Regions from separate parts of the Homo sapiens genome. Here all the other regions are linked to region 2. A link is an interaction called in ENCODE POLR2A ChIA-PET data of the cell type or tissue named here. Cell type or tissue: PC-9. All regions are shown on one strand.

What was found. Peaks named below come from ENCODE experiments on the same cell type or tissue, not always from the same donor. Only the 100,000 strongest peaks of a DNase experiment are listed, where the experiment ranks them.
Region 1: POLR2A ChIA-PET joins it to region 2 with 31 read pairs; 26 of 35 experiments call an interaction of 5 or more read pairs at or near these places.
Region 3: POLR2A ChIA-PET joins it to region 2 with 10 read pairs; 26 of 35 experiments call an interaction of 5 or more read pairs at or near these places.

The regions. Positions count from the first base shown.
Region 1 is chr11:77,981,819-77,984,318 of GRCh38, reverse strand. All of the region lies in intron 2 of INTS4 (integrator complex subunit 4), which reads left to right. Among named protein-coding and RNA genes, the nearest start is that of INTS4, 12 kb to the left of the region's middle. In PC-9, no CTCF peak of the experiment used is centred here; no DNase peak of the experiment used is centred here.
Region 2 is chr11:78,038,767-78,041,266 of GRCh38, reverse strand. All of the region lies in intron 1 of NDUFC2-KCTD14 (NDUFC2-KCTD14 readthrough), which reads left to right. It also overlaps a transcript of KCTD14 not described here. Among named protein-coding and RNA genes, the nearest start is that of KCTD14, 17 kb to the right of the region's middle. RefSeq lists a silencer at 1,027-1,086 and an enhancer at 723-1,679. In PC-9, no CTCF peak of the experiment used is centred here; DNase peaks (open chromatin) are centred at 109 and 1,076; H3K4me3 peaks cover 785 bases; H3K27ac peaks cover 2,094 bases.
Region 3 is chr11:77,987,862-77,990,361 of GRCh38, reverse strand. The region is part of intron 2 of INTS4 (integrator complex subunit 4); the gene reads left to right. Among named protein-coding and RNA genes, the nearest start is that of INTS4, 5.6 kb to the left of the region's middle. In PC-9, no CTCF peak of the experiment used is centred here; no DNase peak of the experiment used is centred here.

The DNA.
Region 1 (2,500 bases), 57 kb after region 2:
TTTTGCCATGTTGGTCAGTCTGGTCTCAAACTTCCTGACGTAGGGTGATCTGCCTGCCTTGGCCTCCCAAGGTGTTGGGATTACAGATGTGAGCCACTGTGCCCGGTCTCATTCTACATTTTGTCTCCGTGATTTCAACTGCTCTAAGTACCTCATATAAGTGGAATTATAAAGTATTTGTCTTTTTGTGCCTGGCTTTTTTCACTTAGCATAATATCCTCTAGGTTTATCCATGTGTTAGGCTATGTCAGAATTTCCTTCTTTTTTAAGGCTAAATAATATTCCATTATGTGTATATACCATATTTTGCTTATCTTTTCATTTGCCAATGGATACTTGCATTGCTTCCACATTTTAGCTGTTGTGAATAATGCTGCTATGAACATATTTGTCCAAATATTTCTTCAAGACCCTGCTTTAAATTTTTTTGAGTATATACCCAAAAGTGGAATTGCTGGATCATATGTAATTCTATTATTAATTTTTTGAGGAGCCACCATACTGTTTTCCTACACTTGATCTTAGCCAAAAGGCCCAGAAGCGATTTCCATCATACTGTTTTCCACAGTGGCTTTGCTGTTTTACATCCCCACCAGCAGGTCACAAAGATTCTAATTTCTCTACATCCTCGCCAACACTTGTTTTCTGTTTTTTGATAGTAGCCATCTTAACGAGTATGAGATGGTGTCTCATTGTAGTTTTGATTTGCATTTCTGTAATGATTAGTGATGTTGAGCCTCTTTTCATGTGTTTATTTGGCCATTTGTATATCTTCTTTGGAGAAATGTCTATTCAAGTTCTTTGCCCAGTTTTGATTTGGGTTGTTTCTCTTGTTCAGTTTTGGAATTGTTAATATATTCTGTTACTAATTTCAAATCAAGAATCTAACTTTACAACTTAAAGAACTAGAAGAAGACTGGGGCATGGTGACTCACACGTGTAATCCCAGCACTTTGGGAGGCCTAGGCAGGAGCCCAGGAGTTCAAAACCAAACCGGCAACATAGTGAGACCCTGTCTCTATTATTTAACAAAACAAAACTAGAAAAACAGCAAACTAAACCCAAACTTAGTAGAAGGAAGAAAATAATAAAGATCAAGGAACTGTTATTTGACTGCTTACTATATGCCCATTTTTGTGCTAGTAATTTTCCTCTCAGTAGCCCTCTGAGGTTATTACCCCCATTTCACAGATAAGGCTCAGAGAGGTTAATTGTTTAAGACATACAGCTGTTGTGTAGTGAATCCAGGCTTCACACCTACATCTGGCTAATTTCAAAGCCCTTTCTCTTTCTGCTTCACTTCACACCTTAAGGTAAGTTCCCAAGAAAGTGACTTTTCTAAAGTTATGTGCATAATAAGTGGCATAGCATGCCAGGATTTTAGATCTTCCAACGCTGTATCTATTGCCCCTTCTCCTGCTTTAGGCCTCCTTATTGTGCCTGGTGACCTCCTTAGAAACTGAATATAGGAGGCAGGGAGTTGGTCTTATTTGAAAAGCACCTTATCCTTTGAGCATACACTTAAGTAATTTTGTCTTTAGTATAGAAAGATGATCTATTCTCAGCACTGGTTAGGTACTTTTTTTCCTCTCATTTCACATATATTTATTGATCTTTTCAGTGTCAGGTATTGTGCTATATTCTTGAGATATGGCAGTGAACAAGAGAGCATTCCTGTTTGTCTTTGGAGGAAATTTCTCACCACAGGAATTTTGGTGCCCATTAGAGACCACCTCCCTCTCTCTAAGCTAAAACAGCCAGACTATTTCTTTGTCAGTCTCCCCTGCAGCTGGGGCCCAGGCACAAGACTTACACTCAGACAGTCACACTTGCCTCCTCCAGACTTCTAATCAGGATCTGGTGATTCAAAAAAGCAGGTAGGGCTGAGCGTGGTGGCTCACACCTGTAATTCCAGCATTTTGGGAAGCCAAGGCAGGAGGATTGCTTGAGCTCAGGAGTTTGAGACCAACTTGGGCAACAAAGCAAAAGCTCATCTCTACTAAAAATTAAAAAAAAGTAGCCAGGTGTGGTAGCATGTATCTGTAGTCCCAGCTACTTGGGAGGCTGAGGTTGGAGGTTCACTTGAGCTCAGGAGGTCAAGGCTCTAGTTAGCCATGATGGCGCCACTGCACTCTGACCTGGGAGACAGTGAGACCCTGTTTCAAAAAAAAAAAAAAAAAAAGACAGGTAGAATGAAAGATTCTTTCTGGTGATAGCAGTGGTAGCTGCAACACTCACTTTCCAGGGACTCCAAAAGCAGTGGTACTGGCAGCAATGTTGTATACCCAGTTGTTGGTGCAAGTTGCTCTGACTTGTGTCTAACATGACTACTCAGTGGAGGTCAGGTGCTTTTAATGCCAGTGGCACGTTTTTTATTAGAAGATAATGACATCAGAATGGCATAGAAAAGTTCTCATTCACTTTGCAGTATTTGGATGTAATGTATCAACTGAGAAAGCTGTCTCCCCGGCAGAGGTTGCATTGAGCCAAGATCACGCAC
Region 2 (2,500 bases):
AGCCCACCCACACACAGTAGGTTTGCTCCCTGCAGCAACATCATAAACTCCAGTGCCCCTACCTACATCCTGCTGCCACTGCGCCAGTGCCGCCCTGGTGAGTCATCAGACCCAGTGTGCTGGCCCCTGGGGTGATAGAGCCTCTAATGGAAGCTTGACAGACTGTGTGTCTCCCAATCCTTGAAGCCCAGAGTGCCTGGGTCAACCTGGCTTACCAGGCAACTCCCACTTCGGAGATCTGTTAGCTTTGTCCTTTGTGAGAGGCAAAATCACCTTCCATTCAAATTAAGTCCTAGTGGCCGGGCGCGGTGGCTCACACCTATAATCCCAGCACTTCAGGAGGTTGAGGCGGGCGGGTCACCTGAGGTCAGGAGTTGGAGACCAGCTTGGCCAACATGGTGAAACCCCATTTCTACTAAAAATACAAAAATCAGCCGGGCGTGGTGATGCGTACCTGTAGTCCTAGCTACTGGGAGGCTGAGGCAGAAGAATTGCTTGAACCCGGAAGGCGGAGGTTGCAGTGAGCCAAGATCACGCCATTGCACTGCAGACTGGGGGCCAAGAGTGAAACTCCATCTCAAAAAAAAAAAAATAATAAAATAAAATAAAAAATCAAGGCCTAGCAAGGAGAATGTTGGTTGCCTTCTCTCCCTGGGGAAGGGATGACTCACAGAACAGGAGTGGTGGATGGAGGACAGACAGCCACCGAAGAGACAGAGAAAAGACACAGAAATGAGGCTGGATTCCAGGCGGAGAAAATTAAAAGGTGCAGAAAGAAGGCAAAAGAGGAAGAAAACAGCAGAGAGACACACAAAGAGAAAAGAGCCAGAGAGAAAGAGGAGCAGAGTTAAAGAGAGAAGAGACACAGGAAGAAGTGGAGGGAGAAAGAGGAAACAGAAAGGAAAAAAAGAAGAAAGAAAGAAAGAAAAGAGACAAGGAAGAGAGAAGGAGAAGACAGGAGAAAGGAAAAAGAACATGGAGCAGGAAGTGAGTTTCTGAGGGTACTTTGAATCAGCCAGAAAAAATGCCCGTACTTCAGATTCCAGGAAGACATGACACGGGAAACGGGGGCAGCCTTGGCTTGGTTCTCAGCTCCTGGCCAGCGGCCAGCTCTGGTTTCAGCCCTTGCCTGCAGCCCCGGAAGTCTGTTGGAGGTCAGACTCTGAACATGGGGCAAAAACATAAACAGGGCAGCCACACTCTGTGTGCCTGGATGGTGGGCACAGCTTTCTTAGTAATTTGGAAACACTGAATAAGAGCTCAAAAAAGTGCCTACTCCTTGCACAGTGCCTTAGCTATCAAGGATGCTCACTGCAGCACTATTATAGTAGAGAAAGAGAGAAAAAATACAGAAGGAAGGAGAGAAGAAAGAAGTAAAATGTGGCTTAGTAGATTTATGATACATTCATACAACACAATGCTCTGTCGCCATTTTAAAAAGTGGTACAGAAGAGCCCTTCATATGGGGGAAATCGTCACGATACCAGGTGGAAAAAATGAGTACACTTTTTTTTTTTTTTTGAGACAGGGTCTCACTCTGTCTCCCAGACTGGCTCACTGCAGCCTCAACCACCTGGGCTCAAGTGATCCTCCCACCTCAGTCTCCTGATTAACTGGGGCTACAGACACATATCAACATGCCTAGCTATTTTTTTTTCTTTTGTAGAGACAAAGTTTCACCATGTTGCCCCAGGCTCATACATGTTTAAATAAATCTTTTCTTTTTTTTTTTCTTTTTGAGACAGAGTCTTGCTCTGTCACCCAAGCTGGAGTACAGTGGTGAGATCATGGCTCACTGCAGCCTCAACTACTGGGGCTCAAGCAATCCTCCCGCCTCAGCCTCCTGAGTAGCTGGGATTACAGGAGCACACCACCACACCTGGCTAATTTTATTTATTTTTTTTGTATTTTTTGTAGAGATGGGATCTCTCCACATTTTCCAGGCTGGTCTTGAACTCCTGGGCTCAAGCGGTCTGCCTGCCTCGGCCTCTCAAAGTGCTGGGATTACAGGCATGAACTGCCGCACCTGGCCTGGTTAAATAAATATTTTAAATGGCATGATTCAAGTTTTGTTAGTGGATATATATGTAGTAGGGGTGGCACCAACCCTGTCCCAGTTCAAGGTCCTCTTGAAATTCAGTTCAGCCCAACCCTGTGGTCAGAGACACCTGTTTTTTTGTGTTTTTTTTTTTTTTTTTGTAATCTAAAGTCCAGACTCTACTCCTTCCCTCCTAGCCCCATATTCTCCCTTCTGGGGAAATTCCCATGAGTTTTAGGCAGGGCGCCAATTCCTGGCCCTTGCTCCCGCTATGGAATCCCTTGCAAGAGATGGGATTCTTTTGCTGGCAGCCCCTGGTACATCCGGGCCTGACCGTGACCACAGCAGCAGTAGCCATCCAGTTCTGCAGTGTGGCTCCAGTCAGGCTCCTGGCCTGGGCCCTCTGAACTCCTGGTCCTCGTCCTTTGTGAACACTGATAGTCTTCTAAGAAATTCTCTTTC
Region 3 (2,500 bases), 51 kb after region 2:
TAGAGTTTAGTGGCATCATCATAGGTCACTGTAGCCTGGAACTCCTGGGCTTAAGTGATTCTCCTGGCTCAGCCTTCCACGTAGGTGGGACTGCAGACGTGCCACTACTCCAGGCTAAGTTTTGCATTTTTTTTTTTTTTTTTTTTGAGACTTGGTCTGTCACTCAGCCTGGAGTATAGTGGTGGCACAATCTTGGCTCACTGCAACCTCCGTCTCTTTGGTTTAAGTGATTCTCCTGCGTCAGCCTCCAGAGTGGCTAGGACCGCAGGTGTGTGACACCACACCCAGCTAATTTTTTTTGTATTTTTAGTAGAGGTGGGGTTTTGCTGTGTTGGCCAGGCTGGTCTTGTACTCCTGACCTCAAGTGATCCATGCACCCTGGCCTCCCAAAGTGCTGGGATTGCAAGCGTGAGCTACCATTCCCAGCCCAAAAATCATTATTATTATTACTATTATTATTTTTGAGATGGGGTCTTGCTTTCTCGCCCAGGCGGGAGTGCAGTGGTGCTATCACGGCTCACTGTACCCTCGACCTCCGAGGCTCAATTGATCCTCCTGCCTCAGCCTTCTGAGTAGCTGGGACTACAGGCATGTGCAGCATGCCTGGCTAATTTTTGTATTTTTTTTTTTTTTTTGTAGAGACAGGGCTTTGCTATGTTGCACAGGCTGATCTCGAATTCCTGGGCTCAAGCAATCCACCCTCCTTGGGCTTCCAAATTGCTGAGATTACAGGTGTGAACCACCACACTCAGCCCCCAAATTGTTAAGCTTATGGAAAAGTAGATAAAATACTATAGTGACCTACCAAATATCCATTCCTAGAATTTAACAGTTATTAGTATTTTGCCAAATTTGCTCTATTTTTTCGCTGAATTTTATTTTATTTTGTTATTATTTTTTTTGAGATGAGTCTCACTCTGTTGCCCAGGCTGGAGTGTAATAGCACTCCTGGGTTCAAGCAGTTCTCCTGCCTCAGCCTCCCAAGTAGCTGGGACTACAGGAGTGCGCCATCACGCTCAGCTAATTCTGTATTTTTAGTAGAGATGGGGTTTCACCATGTTGGCCAGGCTAGTCTCGAATTCCAGACCTCGGGTGATCCACCTGCCTCGGCCTCCCAAAGTGCTGGGATTACAGGTGTGAGCCACCGCGCCCAGCCTTGTTTTGTTGAATTTTTAAAAAGATATGTCATTTTTTTCTAATTATTTCATTACATATCTATTAAAAAGGGATACCTTTTTGTTGTTTTCTTTTTTTTTCTCACTGCTATGAGAAAGTAGAGGGACTTTTTATTTTTTAACATAGCCACCTAACCCTAATGAATAAAGTTAAGTAATTCTTTAATGTCATCTAAGAATTAGTTGATATTTAGATTTCTGTAGTTGTTCTCCCAGTACCTTTTTATAGTTGATGTATTCAAATCAAAATGCAAACCAGGTCCCCACATGGCATTCAGTCTTTTCAAAAATCTACAACAGTTACTATTTTGGTGACATTGATTTGATGAAGAAACTGAGACAGTTCTTTTGTAAAATGTCTTGTTTTCTGAATTCATTTACTTCTTTAAGGATTAACTTGTTCCTCTGTTCTCTGTATTTACTATGAACTGAAAGTTAGATCTATAGGCTTTGTTAGATTTAAGTTAAGCATATTTTTGACAATTTTAAGACTATGTTATAAATGGTGACTTGTACTTCATATTGCAGCTATCAGCATGCAAATGTCACCGTTACATTGAGGTCTTCCTTTACCCTTCTGTTTCATATCGAAACTGCCTATCCCCACCCCGCACTTCCTAGTCCCCTTCCTTGATTTTGTTTTCTCCATAGTAATTACCATCTTCTAATATTCTGTATAATTTCTTGTTAATTATGTTCCTTGTCCATTTCCCCATGCAGGAACATAAGCTTCCCTTGAGCAGGGATTTTTATGTTTTTTAATTGTTGTTTCTACAGAATCAAGAACAGTGCCTGGTAAAATAAATATTTGTTGAATGAATAAATGAATTAATTGATGCTTTTGTGATACATTTTACTCAACAAATATATATCAGACTTTGTTCTGGGCACTGGACGGTGTCCATTAGCACAATTGTTAAGTCTTATGCGTTGCAATTGTTTGCCATATGTGTCTATCTCCTTCAGACTTTGAGCTCCGTAAATTCAGAGGCTGCAGATCCATTAGTCTCTATCCCAGTGCCTGGCAGGTTCCTAGGAACATTGAAGGGACATTATAAATGTTTCACTTATGTTTTACGTGAATAAAATCAGGCTTTCTTTTTTTGTTGTTCTTTTCTTTAAAAAATTTTTTAAAAAATCGTATCTATCTATCTAGAGACTGGGTTATGAGACTGGCTAATTTTTATATTTTTGATAGAGATGAGGTTTCACCATGTTACCAAGGTTGGTCTCAAACTCCTGGGCTCAAGCGATTCACCTACCTCAGCCTCCCAAAGTGCTGGGATTACAGGCATGAACCACTGTGCCTGGCATCTTTTTGAGTG